3 separate regions of the Homo sapiens genome follow, and all the other regions are linked to region 1. Evidence: chromatin contacts called from ENCODE Hi-C or POLR2A ChIA-PET data. All regions are on one chromosome and are shown on one strand. Each heading gives the region's core, a stretch centred on a gene start or an enhancer-like site at or near the end of the contact. The rest is flanking DNA. Distances are from core to core; before and after follow the strand shown. Region 1 holds the start of H2AC16 (H2A clustered histone 16). Region 2 holds the start of LINC01556 (long intergenic non-protein coding RNA 1556). Region 3 holds the start of HCG14 (HLA complex group 14).

Region 1 (4,547 bases), core at 689-3,188:
CATCTGGATTAGCAAGGAAGGATCCAAACCTCATTTCTAACTGGTGGGAAGAGGTAATATAAATTGGTTCTAATTTCTTTCCTTCCTCTTTCTCCATTTTAATCTCAACACCTTTAGGTCATTTTGTGCAAATTAGGCAAGAAAGCACATTCCCTGCTTTCATGTTATAAAAGAAAAATTGAAAGAGAATGCCACCTGGATTACATGGTAGTCACTGAGTATCCTACCAGGTGGCCTGAAAATTGTGGTGTAACCTGCAAAACGTCCAGTGATATTTCAGTAGAGGTTGATAGGACTTTTACTTTAAATACTTGGTTTTCTAGACAATAACTCAACAGGGGATTCTCGGTGTTGAAATTGAGCCTGGATAAGTGAAATTCGCACAATAAAACTCCCGTTTTGTGTATTTGACGTTTGTAACATAAAATACTTAGTAGCAGATAATATTGGAAATATCATAAGGCCACAATGTATCTTTTGCATAAATTAAGAAGCATTTATGAAAGGCTTTAGGTTAAAGCTAACTGAACATTTCAAAACTAGGGATAAACGAGCGTCAGTTCTATTTAGGAAGTGTGAATATCTCTGAAAAGAGTCCTTAGGGTGTGGGTCAGGAAGAACCTAGTGGAGTGTGAGTCAGGAAGAACCTAGTGGGGTTCCAAGTGGACGAACCAGCAAGGAGCTCACTTGGAGCTGGTGTGCTTGGTTACGGCTTTGGTGCTCTCGGACACAGCATGCGTGACAGGCGAACAGCCGTCTGGATCTCCCTGGAGGTGATGGTCGAACGCTTGTTGTAACGCGCCAGGCGGGAAGCCTCGCCCGCAATACGCTCGAAGATGGCATAACGAAGGTGTTCAAGATCCCCATTGCTTTGGACGAGATGCCGGTGTTGGTGGACCTGCTTCAGCACCTTGTACAAGTACACGGAGCAGCTCTCCTTGCGGCTGCGCTTTCGCTTCTTGCCTTAGTAATAGTCTTCTTGGAACCCTTTTTCGGGGCTGTGGCCGACTTGGTGGGGTCAGGCGTGTTGTAGTTTAACTGCAGAAAGGGTACAAGGAATAGGAAAAAGCGGCCGGGCGCGGCGGCGCACGCCTGTAATTCCAGTACTTTGGGAGGCGGAGGCGGGCGGATCACTTGAGGTCAGGAGTTCGAGAGCAGCCTGAACAACATGGCGAAACCATGACTCTTCAAACAAATGTAAAAAATTAGCTGGGCGCGTGATGCACTCCTGTAACCCCAGCTACTGGGGAGGCTCAGGGAGGAGGATCGCTTCGGCCAGGAAGGCGGAGGTTGCGGTGAGCCACGATCGCGCCACTGCTCTCCAACCTGGGCGGCAAAGCCAGACCCTGTCTCAAGGGAAAAAAAAAAAAAAAAAAAAAAAAAAAGTCGCCGGGCGCTGTGGCTCACGCCTTTAATCCCAGCATTTTGGGAGGTTGAGGCAGGTGGCTCACCTGAGCTCAGGGGTTTGAGACCAGGATGACCAATATGGTGAAACCCTGTCTCTACTAAAAAATACAAAAATTAGCCGGGCTATGGTGGCTGACGCTTGTAATCTCAGCTACTCAGGAGGCCGAGGCAGGAGAATCACTTGAACCCAGGAGCGGACGTTGCAGCGACCGGAGATCGTACCACCGCACTCCAGCCCGGGCGAGAGGGAGACCCTGTCTTAAAAAAACAAAAAAAGAAGAAGAAGAAAAAGCTGTGTGTTGTAACGTCCTGTTCACGAATTCTTATGCAAATGAGGTGATTAATAAAATAGTGTGTAGGACTGGTGGCGATTCTAGATGACGTCATATACACGTTTGTCCAATCCAAAGAAGCATGTTTCATAACAGCGATTCCATTGGTTGAAATAAAACTGTAATTTGAGCCAATGGCACAGCTTTATTTTCGCGCCCAGTATTGACTATAAGTAGTGGAGCTCTGGTGAACTTCTCTCGGCTGTTCTCAGTTCCTCCATTTATCGTTTCTTCGTCATGTCGGGACGCGGCAAGCAGGGAGGCAAAGCTCGCGCCAAAGCCAAGACCCGCTCTTCTCGTGCCGGTCTCCAGTTCCCCGTGGGCCGAGTGCACCGACTGCTCCGCAAGGGCAACTATGCTGAGCGGGTCGGGGCCGGCGCGCCGGTGTACCTGGCGGCGGTGCTGGAGTACCTGACTGCCGAGATCCTGGAGCTGGCGGGCAACGCCGCCCGCGACAACAAGAAGACCCGCATTATCCCGCGCCACTTGCAGCTGGCCATCCGCAACGACGAGGAGCTCAACAAGCTGCTGGGCAAAGTAACCATCGCTCAGGGTGGTGTCCTGCCCAACATCCAGGCTGTGCTACTGCCCAAGAAGACCGAGAGTCACCACAAGGCCAAAGGCAAATAATGTCTCCATAGAATCACTTTCCAATACAACGGCTCTTTTCAGAGCCACCTACTATTTCTGCGGGAGAGCTGGGCCACTGGTTAAACATTTGGAACGTTTGTTATGAAAAGATAAAGCATTTTTCATCTAGAGCTTAGGAATGACTTTTAGGAAAAACCTTACAGGATTCAGGTGACATGTTTAAGTCAGAATGTGAACTAGTTATTTAATGTAGGGCTTACAAGAATGTTCGCTGTGTTTATTCATCTCGTGTTATATGAACTAGAACCAATAAAAAAAAATCCAGAGCCAGGCTCAGTGGCTCACGCCTGTAATCCCAGCACTTTTGGAAGCTGAGGCGGGAAGATCGCTGGAGCTCATGAATTCGAGATCTGCCTGGGCATCATAGCGGATACAAAAATTAGCCGACCGGGGTGGTGCACGCCTTTAGTCCTAGCACTTCACAGAGGCTGAAGTGGGACGATCCCTTGAGCCGGGGAGGCTGAGGCTGTAGTGAGCCGAGACCACGCCACTGCACGCCAGCCTGGGTGACAGCGAGAACCTGACTTGAGGAAAAAAAAATAATCCAGTACAGAATGACACGGTCATATCAAATTGGCATGTAATAGAGACCCCATCTTGAAACTTGCTACTATATTGTCTTGTGCGTTGATAGCATATTATATTAATGCCGAACACATTAGTGACGCCGAAGTAGCTGGTGCCTAAATGGCTTAAACGCGGAAAAACCACATACAGATGATGGAACAAAAACTGGCCAATCAGATTATAGAGCGGGCTTTTTAAAATATAAGAAGCTTCTTTGTAGCTAGGCGTCTGACAAAAAGCTTGACACCAACTTAACAAAAACCAACGGCTGGAATTCATACTCTAATAACAGACTGCATGGGTAAACTACGTGGGGAGTCCAACCAACACCCTGGACTCTTGCTTGCCTTGCGTTACTCGATTAGGGTTGAGGGAGAACTGCCCGAGATTTTTCGAATGCAAGGAATCTTGCTGCCTGATCTAACATGTTGTGCACAGCCATTTTTTAGAGGTCTCTGGGTGGCTCTGAAAAGAGCCTTTGGGGCTTTGTTGCGGTTTTCACACGCCAGCTTCCTACTTCTTTTTGGCAGCCGCCTTCTTGGCCTTTGCAGCTTTAGGTTTTGCTGCTTTGGGCTTAGCGGCTTTGGGCTTTGCCGCCTTCGGCTTAACTGCCTTGGGCTTGGCAGGACTCTTGGTTGCCTTTTTCGGTTTGGCAGCGGCCTTGGCCTTCTTAGGGCTCTTCGCCACCTTTTTGACGCCAGCCGCCGCGGGCTTCTTCGCCTTCTTCGGAGTCTTCTTCACTGCCTTTTTCGCCCCTGCAGCCTTCTTGGCCTTCTTAGGCGTGGCCCCCGCGGGCTTCTTAGCTTTAGCGGCGCCTGCCTTCTTGGCTTTGGGCTTGGCTTCCCCGGAGGCCGCCTTCTTGTTGAGTTTAAAGGAGCCAGAAGCACCAGTGCCCTTGGTCTGCACCAGGGTGCCCTTGCTCACCAAGCTCTTGAGGCCCAGCTTAATGCGGCTGTTATTCTTCTCCACGTCGTAGCCACCGGCCGCTAAGGCCTTCTTAAGGGCTGCCAAAGAAAGGCCATTGCGCTCCTTAGAAGCAGCCACAGCCTTGGTGATCAGCTCTGAGACTGGGGGCCCCGTCGCTTTGCGCTTAGCAGCGCCGGCGCCGGCAGCCTTCTTAGTTGCCTTCTTCTTAGCCGGGGATTTCTCCACCGGCGCTGGGGTGGCTGTCTCGGCAGGAGCGGTTTCCGACATGGTGGCAAGAAACTGCTAGAAGAGAATAAGCTCGAAATCTAAAGAGCAGGTTTTGCGTTGCTGCTATGCTCGGGCCCCGGGCTTATATAAGCCGGCGCTGCCCTGTGATTGGTGGAGCGTCCAATCCACCGCCCTCTGGCCGCCGCCGCTCGCGGTTGGACTCCCAAATTGTGTTTGTTAGTCCTCAAAATTTGATTAAATGCTTAAAACAATGGTACAGAATTTGGCACTTTGAAGCTCCAAAGGAGGAAAACAGCCTCCAGGTTCACATACTTGTTTGTGTTTTCAAGAATCTTGTGCAATTGATGAAAGATATTTTAAAAAATCCCTTCAGCTTTTCATAAGAATCCATTGGGCTGAGGGCATCATGTTAGTTAGTAGCGTGTCGCGATAAAT
Region 2 (4,547 bases), core at 593-3,092, 1.1 Mb after region 1:
ATTGAATTTTAGTCTCACGGTTTGAAAGGGAGAAAAGAGAGAAAAGAAAAAATATACTATCTACTTTCTACAGTCTTATTTATTCATTGTACGATACCTACAGATGCCTCTAGAACAACCTCCGAGTATCTTGGCACTGCCCCTCAGTTGTAACCATGGGCTTAAATTTTTAAAATCTGTCTCCCGCATTCCTCCAAAATGCCTTAAGTGCAGGGCTGAGTCTCAGTAGTCTTTGATAGCCCACGGTCTGCTACTTTGTAGAAGCTCAACCAATGCTTGTTGCATGAATGCATAAATGAAAGGATGAGTGAATGAATGAATGAATGAATGAATGAATACTCAGTGGGACAGCCCAGCTTAGACTTTTGGGAGACTTTAGACTTCTTTTTTGCCTTCACTTGCTAGGCTAAATTTTACAAGTTCAAAAGGGAATAATTATTTCTCCTCCTCCTCCTATCTTCTTTTGCCTTTCCAGGTCCCAGCTCCCAGGTGGACATCTTAGCGTCCAGATGACCCAACATATAGGTGTCCTTTAGTATGGATGACCAAACTAGGATGTTATAGTGCTGGATGTAGTAATTCATTTTTTCAAATCTTAACTTTATTAAGATAACATGGTTATTTATCTAGTAATTGTGAGAACAACATATAACAAATAGACCACATATATACGTAGCGTGTCTGGAAGAAATACTCAGATATAAATTACTACTTTAGTCAATCTTAATATTAATTATTTGTCAACTATGCTTAATGTGCCTCTCTAGTCTCTCAAGACTAAATTGCTAAGGAACCCTGGAATCATTTGCTGGCATTCATCCTTTCAAGCAAGGTGCCTGTTACAAAATATCTGCTCAATTAGTATGTATTGGATACATCTTTTGGAAGGTGAGGAAGGAAGCAGTGAAATTAGAAGACTTCTGCCTAGGCGACTGTAAAGTGCTCCTAAGCATCTACCCACCTCCCTGCACACAAAAACTCTCCATTCTATCTCCTCGAGTCTCCTAGCCTTAAAAGATGGTCTAAACTACCCCAGATCCAGGTAAATAACGGATCAAGTCCTTCTTCCCTAAAACAGGTGTTATTCTTTCTATTCTATGAGCCTCCACCTTATTTCTTAAAAAAAAAAAAGAAAAAAATGTTTACTGTTTAAGAAGATAACAGAATCTCAAAAGCTAACTCTTCAACTGTGTTCAACTAAGGACCTTAAACTGCTCTCTGAGGATAGGTGAAGCGGGAAAGGCTCTAGGTGTCTGGTGACTGTTTCTTTTGTTGGTTCGTTTGTTTTTTCAGCCTTAGCACATTTATCCCTTGGAGAAGACAATGGAAAATAGGGCAGATGAGCGTGCGTGGCTTATTTATTCTTGAGTCTGGAGTTAAGAAGGTTGTACTTTTTCCTTAGGATTGCCCTTGGTTGGTTCACAAATTTCGCAAAGTGAATGAAAACACATGAAGGCCACTGAAGGGAATAACTAGGGGACGAGATGTCTGAGCCCCTAAATCGAGAAACATTTGGGCACCGTTTGTGGGACTGTACATATGGGTGTTATCTGTGGCCCCTAGGAAAACAGAAGAGGAACCTGTCTCACTTAGGAAGCTGTGAGAACTGCCCACACAAGGCTTGAAAATGGAACTTTACTGGGTCAGAATGACGAGGGGGAAAAAAAAAATACCTCACACTGGCAGCGGTGGGATTCGAACCCACGCCCCCGAAGAGACTGGAGCCTTAATCCAGCGCCTTAGACCGCTCGGCCACGCTACCACCCACAGGGTGCGTCGCCGCTTTCAGTTTCACCCAAGTGACTGTCGCCCCTTTCCAGTCCTTTCATTCCCATTCCCACATCACCATAAGCCCTTCCCTCAGGCCCCTTCTTCAGCATTCCTTGCTTCTCAGCATAGCCCGAGAACCCCCGATCCCTGACACTTTGCTTCTTCTCAGCTCCCAGATGGATCCTGGACAGGATGCTGCAGGTGGTGCAGGAGGGGAATCCTGCCCCATTTATCATCAACACAGTAAAAAGGGGTCGAAGAGACCGAGAGCGCCAGAGGACGCCATGGGCTCCACATCCACTTGGATTCCAGGGAGTAAGCCTCTCGACTTCAGGAGTAAGCAAGGCCAACCGTTTGGTTTGAGCCTGTTGCTTCTAAGAAAAGCGAGGAAAAATCCTGAGACCTCCTCCCCTCGCCCTTCATCCACTTCAGGGGACCGAGTGTCTCCACGGAACTTCACAAGGGAGGAAAAGAGTGAACTCATTATTATTTGTCTTGTCTTCGTTTCAGAGGCGGTACATCTACGAAAGCCCTAATCATAGAGGGAAAGACTCCTCGTTCCTGGCCCAGAAATGAGATGAGAAATCCAGGGCCCCGTACAGGAAGGCCTTTCGCAAAGTCCAGACTCAATTGCCTTCGCAGCCCTTAAAGTTTCCTTAGGAAGGTCTGTGGGAGAACGAGGTTGGTTTAGGAATTGGCCCCTGCCTTGTACTACGTAGTTTTGTCATCCAAAGTGTTTTAGAAGTGAATTGAATCATAGTTACGCCTTATTTTGAAACACTGTAATTCAGAGAACGTAAAACCTTATTAAAATGCCTCATAATCATCTTGGTAGAGCCGTTGGTTAAGCGGGAGAGACAGTTGCCTCCTTAGCGCAGTAGGCAGCGCGTCAGTCTCATAATCTGAAGGTCCTGAGTTCGAACCTCAGAGGGGGCAAGGCGTCTGTTTTGCCATTTTACTTCTTCTTGATCCAAAATGAGTAAGACAACAAAGGAAGTTGACAAAACGTTGTTCTTTCTCTGCTTTCTCTATAGAAAAGTGTACAATATGTCTGGTAAGGGAAAAAAAAATCTAAGGACATTGCTTTGATGGAACAGAACGGGTAATTGCTGTTTAATAGAACCATGTTCAGTTACAAAACAGTGATTTTCACTAAGAATTAAATTCTCCAAAATTCTCATCTCCCCTCCCGCCCTGCATACCAATTGGAGATAGAGCTGGTAGCATTTTCAAATGTTTTTCAGATATGCTTGGCAATTGTCTTTGTTTTAACAACACCAGAGTCAAGAAACTTGCCAGTTTTAGAGTGCTGAGATAAGAAAAAGTGGGTGGAGGGTTGTACTAGGGGTGTGGAAGGTATAGAATCTAATTATCAATTACTGACTTGGTTATCTTTTACCATTCTTCTGGAATGGCTTACCACCAGGTTGCCACCAATAACATTCCATATGAAAAAAGAAAGGAAACAAAAAACTGACAAAAAACTCCCCCCTCAGTCTCATTGCATTGGACCTTTTCTCTTGCTTCCAGTCCTGTTGACTGGATCTAAATCATCCAAACTACCAGATGCAGGAAGGGGTAAAAAGAGAAACAAGAAGTGAAGAAGATAGGCTGATATTTACAGTCAAGATGAGCCCCTGACTCAAATAATAATGAGCAAGACTGATCATTAATGTCCTGCTCTTGAGTCCTACTTTGTTCCAAGCTGTGTTCCTATTAATCCATTCCCTCTCAGCTTTAAAATCACCCTTATATACTTTGTTTTGTGACATTGGGGCTGGGCGCCTGCAAATGATATTTCCCAAACTCCTTTGCCCATTGGCTTCCTCTTGTGTTCTGTCAATAAGAGGAACCAGAAAGAGACTAGAAAGCAAGAGGAGAGAAGCAGGGGCTGCTTTCTAAATTTTGTTCTTCCTGTCAGGTCACTCCAACAATGGCAGTTGAATCCCATCTCTATTTGTTCTCTTCATGCATTCCAGAATGTCTCACTGTCCATTACATAAGTAAGTAGTAGTCCAGCTGCAGCGCGTCCTCTTTAGCACTCCAGGATGCCTTTCCTCAGTGGTCTCAACCTCTTCCTTTTTGTTCTTCCAGCCCTACAAGGTGGTAGCTACTTCCCAGTAGTTATCACCTCTGAGTTACCATGGTGTGCCCAGTTGAAATACCTAGTCTTATTCCTTTTTTTTTGAGACAGAGTCTTGTTCTGTCACCCAGGCTGGAGTGCAGTGGCACAATCTCAGCTCGCTGCAACCTCTGCCTCCCGGGTTCAAGCGATTCTCCTGCTTCAGCGTCCCAGGTAGCTGGAATTACAGGCGCCCGCCACGACGTCCAGCTAATTTTTGTATTTTTACCAGAGACGGGGTTTCACCATGTTGGCCAGGCTGGTCTTGAACTCCTGACCTCAAGTGATCTGCCCGCTTCGGCCTCCCAAAGCGCTGGGATTACAGATGTGAGCCACCGTGCCCAGCCTTATTTCTTAACTAGACCCTGAACCACACATAGGGGGTGCAGGGATAGCACTCCACACAACAGAAAAAGCTTCTGCTCTCATGGAGTTTACATTTTAGTGGGGAATGATAAAGAATAAATTCAACCAGATATATAAAATGTGAAGTAGTGATACATGCCATGAAGGAAAAGAGCAAGAGAATGGAGAACAAAGGGGAGGGGATTGCTTTATAATAAAGGGTGACCAAGGAGGCCTTCCTGATAAGGAGGCATCTGAACAGAGACTTGAAGGAAGTGAGTGAGTGAGCTGTGAGGCTATCAGGGAGAAG
Region 3 (4,547 bases), core at 545-3,044, 1.0 Mb after region 1:
TTTATTTATTTATTTATTTATTTATTTATTTATTTATTTATTAATTATTTTTTTTGAGACGGAGTCTCACTCTGTTGCCCAGGCTGGAGTGCAGCGGGCAATGTGGGCTCACTGCAAGCTCCGCCTCCCGGGTTTAGGCGATTCTTCTACCTCAGCCTCCCGAGTAGCTGGGACTACAAGCACCCACCACCACACCCGGCTAATTTTTTGTATTTTTTAATATTTTTAGTAGAGACGGGGTTTCACTGTGTTAGCCAAGATGGTCTCAATCTCCTGACCTCGTGATCCGCCCGCCTCGGCCTCCCAAAGTGCTGGGATTACAGGCCTGAGCCACTGCACCCGGCCAGCAATATTTCTTCTGTAAAAGAAAAGAATAAGTGTTCCACATGGAAAGAACCCAAGATATATTAAGTGAAAAATGTCATAGCATGACTACATTTCTGTTAAAAAAAAAAAACAAAATGTTATATATATATGCGAATGCAGAGAAAAAAGAAATGTAAAAAATACAATAAATTTTTCACGGTGATTACATTTGCGAGAGGAACGTACAGCTTTCATATTTCATTCAATGGTTAAAATGGTACTCAATTTTGACTGACAAAACGGTAATGATCAGATGCCAAAACGAGTGTGAATGTGCATAATTTACGAAAGACATTTTTGAGAACTGGTTACATGAGTTTTGAAAATAGGAGAGCAGAGGACCTGTGTAAGATTTTTAAAGAGACTGCACTGTCACGAGCCACAGCGTTGTGAGATTGGTAGGAAAGTGCTCCAGGAAATATCTAGGGGAGGGCTTGGATCTGAGACACAGAGTGTGAGCCTGGTCGAGAAGCGGGAAAAGAACCCGCCCAGAGCCCCTTCTCTCCATTCCCTCGGCGAGGCAGGAAGCTATCTGCGTTCCGAATCCCGCGACATCAGGATTATCTCGCACTGCAGCACAGAGACCAATCGCTAGTAACCTCTGCCTTTAATTAGGCGTTTTTTGGCCCAAATCTCGCGGCTTCGTAAAAATATCGCGATGCTTCCGCTTTTAATGTTTTTAGTTTGGACAAGCCCTTTGAGATAAATTTAAAAGCCAATTCTTTTTTTTTTTTTTTTTTTTTGAGACGGAGTGTCGCTCTGTCCCCAGGCTGGAGTGCAGTGGCGCGATCTTGGCTCACTGCACGCTCCGCCTCCCGGGTTCACGCCATTCTCCTGCCTCATTCCCGAGTAGCTGGGACTACAGGCGCCCGCCACCACGCCCAGCTATTTTTTTTGTATTTTTAGTAGAGACGAGGTTTCACCGTGTTAGCCAGAATGGTCTCGATCTCCTGACCTCGTGATCCACCCGTCTCGGCCTCCCAAAGTGCTAGGATTACAGGCGTGAGCCACCGCGCCCGGTACCTAAAAGCCGATTCTTAAAAATATACGTTGGTAATTGTTTATGCCTACTGCTGAGATCAGGATATCTCTAAAGTAAGGAGAGGAAAAAGAAAAGTATGTGTCAGAAGTGGGATTCGAACCCACGCCTCCATTGGAGACCAGAATCCCCACCGCGGAGGAAGCTTAGCTTGAGTCTGGCGCCTTAGACCACTCGGCCATCCTGACACACTGCATAACAGCCCTGATTTTTGCACTAAAATAGAGATCAACAAGCAATGATTCTGTGTCGTGCACGCACGCAGAAACGCGATGACGTCAGGGTTGCTTGGTAACAGAAGGGCAGAAAGCCACTTGTGGATTGAAAAAGCAAAAGGGTTCGCAGGACTAGAAAATGTTTCTGCATAAAACTGGATCAAGTCTCTTACGGGCCTTATAACTGTTATCGCCATCTCGAAAAACGTGTGCGGGTTTTTTTTTTTTTTTTTTTTGCTCCCAGCCTGCCCAGATTTCAGGAAGGAAAGAAGATCTTTTGCTTCTTCGGTCGCTGGGTCGGCTCTCCAGTGTCTGATGTTTACTGAAATCTTGATCGTGGTTAGCCTCCCCCAGGACTTCATTGTTTGGAAGATGGTGAGGAACAAAACAAAACCCTAACAAAAGACCCCGGTTCTATAGGAAGGTCCCCTTTTAGCCCCTCTATTTTGGTTCCATTTGTCACTGCCTTGCCACTCGTCGAAGTTTGTCTTGGGCTCTAAAAGTGGTAGCCGGGAACGGCTGGGAAGGTCTCCACAGGGACCACCACATGGGCAAGGCTGGTGTCCGCGCCGAGGGATCGGCGATCCCAGGTCCGGGGAAACTCCGCGAGCGACGCGCTCGCCCGCGGCCTTCCTTGTCGCTCTCGGATGTTCCCGATTAATGGGCTCCAAGTGACCACTGCCAGGTCGGGGAACACAGCGGTAGTTTTTAAGGGGAGTGCACCACATCGCCTGATCCACTTTTCTGTTTCTCAGCCTTCGCCAAGCAATCTGAGCTCCAGGCCGGGAAGCCCCAAGGTCACAAATTTTAATGGAGCCCTGAAACTAAACAGAAATCATCCCTCCCACTAGAACAAGAGCCCCTAGAGGCCAGCGACACCGCTAAAATAACATGTGTAGACCAATGCCGTCCAGGTAACAGTGCCTGGCAAACACGGTAGAGGTTCAATAAATACATTTTAACTCAACCGTCTTAACTCTTGTATTTGGGGCTGTGAGGTTCAGATAGAGGAAATATAAAGTTGGATATTTTAATTAGATTTTGTCCTAATAGCTTACTTTTTGTATTTGTTAATATAAAAAAAATTTCCTTTTTGTAAGGCAAAGTTAGGTCTCTTTTCTGCATGGAGAAATAACTGAGTTTCAGTAGGCTCTATCTTAATTTCCACAGACTTCCTTGGTTTCATATCCTATTTTTGATAGAGAGAAAATTAGTAGTGAGAAGTACAGTGAACACTGGTTCCCCAGTCTCCCTCCAATACATGAGATTTGTATATTTTCTTTCGATTGGAAGGAAATTGTCCAGGAAGTGATTCCCAACATGGCAACTGTAATCTTACCCTAACTATAATTATTTTTTTCTAATTGCAAAGTACACACAAATTGTAGAACATACAAACATGTCAAAAATTAAAATCATCCATAATCTCACTAGTCAGAGGTAACTATTAACATTTTTATATATTTAGTCTTTCATATGGTATACATTTTCCAAAAATGGTCATGTGTAGTAAATAATTTGCTAACTTGCTTTCTAAATGAATATATTATGAATATATACTTGCTAAGTACTATATTTTGCATAAATCTTAATTCCTGCACATATTCCATATCAAAGTGGTATTCTTGAAAACTGGATTATTTCTAATTTTTTATTTTCATCAGCAATGCTGTAAAAACTATCCTTACATAAATATTTTCAAACATCCACGATTATTTCCTTAAATTTCTAAAAGTGAAACCATTACATCAAATTTTTTTTTTTTTTTTTTTTTTTTGAGACGGAGTCTCGCTCTGTCACCCAGGGTGGAGTGCAGTAGCACGACTTGGCTCACTGCAACTTCCACCTCTCGGGTTCACACCATTCTCTTGCCTCAGCCTCCCGAGTAGCTGGGACTATAGGCGCCCGTCACGACGCCCGGCTAATTTTTGTATTTTTAGTAGAGACGGGGTTTCACTATGTTGGTCAGGCTGGTCTCGAACTCCTGACCTCTTGATCCGCCCGCCTCAGCCTCCCAAAGTGCTGGGATTACAGGCGTGAGCCACCGCGCCCGGCCTACATCAATGTTTATCCAGTTTTTGTTTGTTTGTTTTGACGGAGTTTTGCTCTGTTGCCCAGGCTGGAGTGCAGTGGCATGATCTTAGCTCACAGCAACCTATCTCCCAGGTTCAAGTGATTCTCGTCTCAGCCTCCCGAGTAGCTGGAACTACACGCATGAGCCATCACACTCAGCTAATTTTTTTTTGTATTTTTAGTAGAAACAGGGTTTCACCATGTTGGTCAGGCTGGTCTCAAACTCCTGACCTCAAATGATGTGCCCGCCTCGGCCTCCCAAAGTGCTGGGATTACAGGCGTGACCCACCGCTCCTGGCACATTTTAATAGGTAACAAATGATATAGCGCCCCCCCTTTTTTTTCTGATTTGATTATTAGTGAGGTCCAATATTCATGTTTAAAGGATTTTTATACTCCTTCCTCAGTAAATTGCTTACCAAATTTTTATGAGGTGTCCATCTTTCCTTATTGATTTGTAAGACTTATTTTATGAAAAGTAAACTCTTGGGATACAGTTTCTATTTACCAAGAACCCAAGCAGAAATTCCTATCTCTTATTAACAAGAATCCCATTATGTCCCTTAAACATTTAGTTACTTCCATCTTACAGAAACTAGAAGCTATACAATTAACAATGTTCCCATGTCAATTTTTAAAACCCAACTGTGGCCCACATTTAGTGTCCTCGTAGTTTTCATACTATAGATTCACTTCTAATCCTGGTCATTTTTTGTGCCATCTTTTTTTTTAATGAGACGGAGTCTCGCACTGTCACCCGGGTTGGTGTGCAGTGGCGCAATCTCGGCTTGCTTCAAGCTCTGCCTCCCAGGTTCAAGCAATTTTCCTGCCTCAGCCTCCCAAGTAGCTGGGAC

The links. Hi-C counts contacts between places; a loop is a spot of excess contacts on that map. ChIA-PET counts read pairs that join two places held with the same protein, here RNA polymerase II (POLR2A). Pooled maps may share reads with other maps.
Region 2: a map of naive thymus-derived CD4-positive, alpha-beta T cell shows a loop between it and region 1 (3-fold over the local background). The contact joins the promoter of LINC01556 here to the promoter of H2AC16 in region 1. A Hi-C loop is called at or near these places in 1 of 168 maps with a recorded cell type or tissue (naive thymus-derived CD4-positive, alpha-beta T cell) and 5 of 50 pooled maps. POLR2A ChIA-PET finds 5 or more read pairs at or near these places in 1 of 52 experiments (naive thymus-derived CD4-positive, alpha-beta T cell).
Region 3: a loop to region 1 is called in a map of CD4-positive, alpha-beta memory T cell, with 25 times the contacts of the local background. The contact joins the promoter of HCG14 here to the promoter of H2AC16 in region 1. A Hi-C loop is called at or near these places in 2 of 168 maps with a recorded cell type or tissue (CD4-positive, alpha-beta memory T cell and naive thymus-derived CD4-positive, alpha-beta T cell) and 9 of 50 pooled maps. POLR2A ChIA-PET finds 5 or more read pairs at or near these places in 13 of 52 experiments (CD4-positive, alpha-beta T cell, GM10248, OCI-LY7 and 9 more).

The regions. Positions count from the first base shown.
Region 1 is chr6:27,863,379-27,867,925 of GRCh38, forward strand. It overlaps H2AC16 (H2A clustered histone 16), which reads left to right and starts at 1,939. Exons shown (of 1, transcript NM_003511.3): 1 at 1,939-2,420. The coding sequence starts at 1,977. The coding sequence ends at 2,369. It overlaps H1-5 (H1.5 linker histone, cluster member), which reads right to left and starts at 4,210. Exons shown (of 1, transcript NM_005322.3): 1 at 3,414-4,210. The coding sequence starts at 4,151. The coding sequence ends at 3,471. It also overlaps the pseudogene H2BC16P. RefSeq lists enhancers at 720-899, 1,560-1,629, 1,690-1,759, 1,957-2,478, 2,030-2,119 and 3 more.
Region 2 is chr6:28,941,942-28,946,488 of GRCh38, forward strand. It overlaps LINC01556 (long intergenic non-protein coding RNA 1556), which reads left to right and starts at 1,843. Exons shown (of 1, transcript NR_103538.1): 1 at 1,843-2,597. TRL-AAG2-2 (tRNA-Leu (anticodon AAG) 2-2) reads right to left here and starts at 1,762; the gene lies at 1,681-1,762. TRM-CAT3-1 (tRNA-Met (anticodon CAT) 3-1) reads left to right here and starts at 2,634; the gene lies at 2,634-2,706. RefSeq lists an enhancer at 1-27.
Region 3 is chr6:28,894,736-28,899,282 of GRCh38, forward strand. It overlaps HCG14 (HLA complex group 14), which reads left to right and starts at 1,795. Exons shown (of 2, transcript NR_104117.1): 1 at 1,795-1,995; 2 at 2,376-2,585. It overlaps TRL-CAA1-1 (tRNA-Leu (anticodon CAA) 1-1), which reads right to left and starts at 1,593; the gene lies at 1,488-1,593. RefSeq lists enhancers at 200-836, 1,472-2,107 and a silencer at 898-1,061.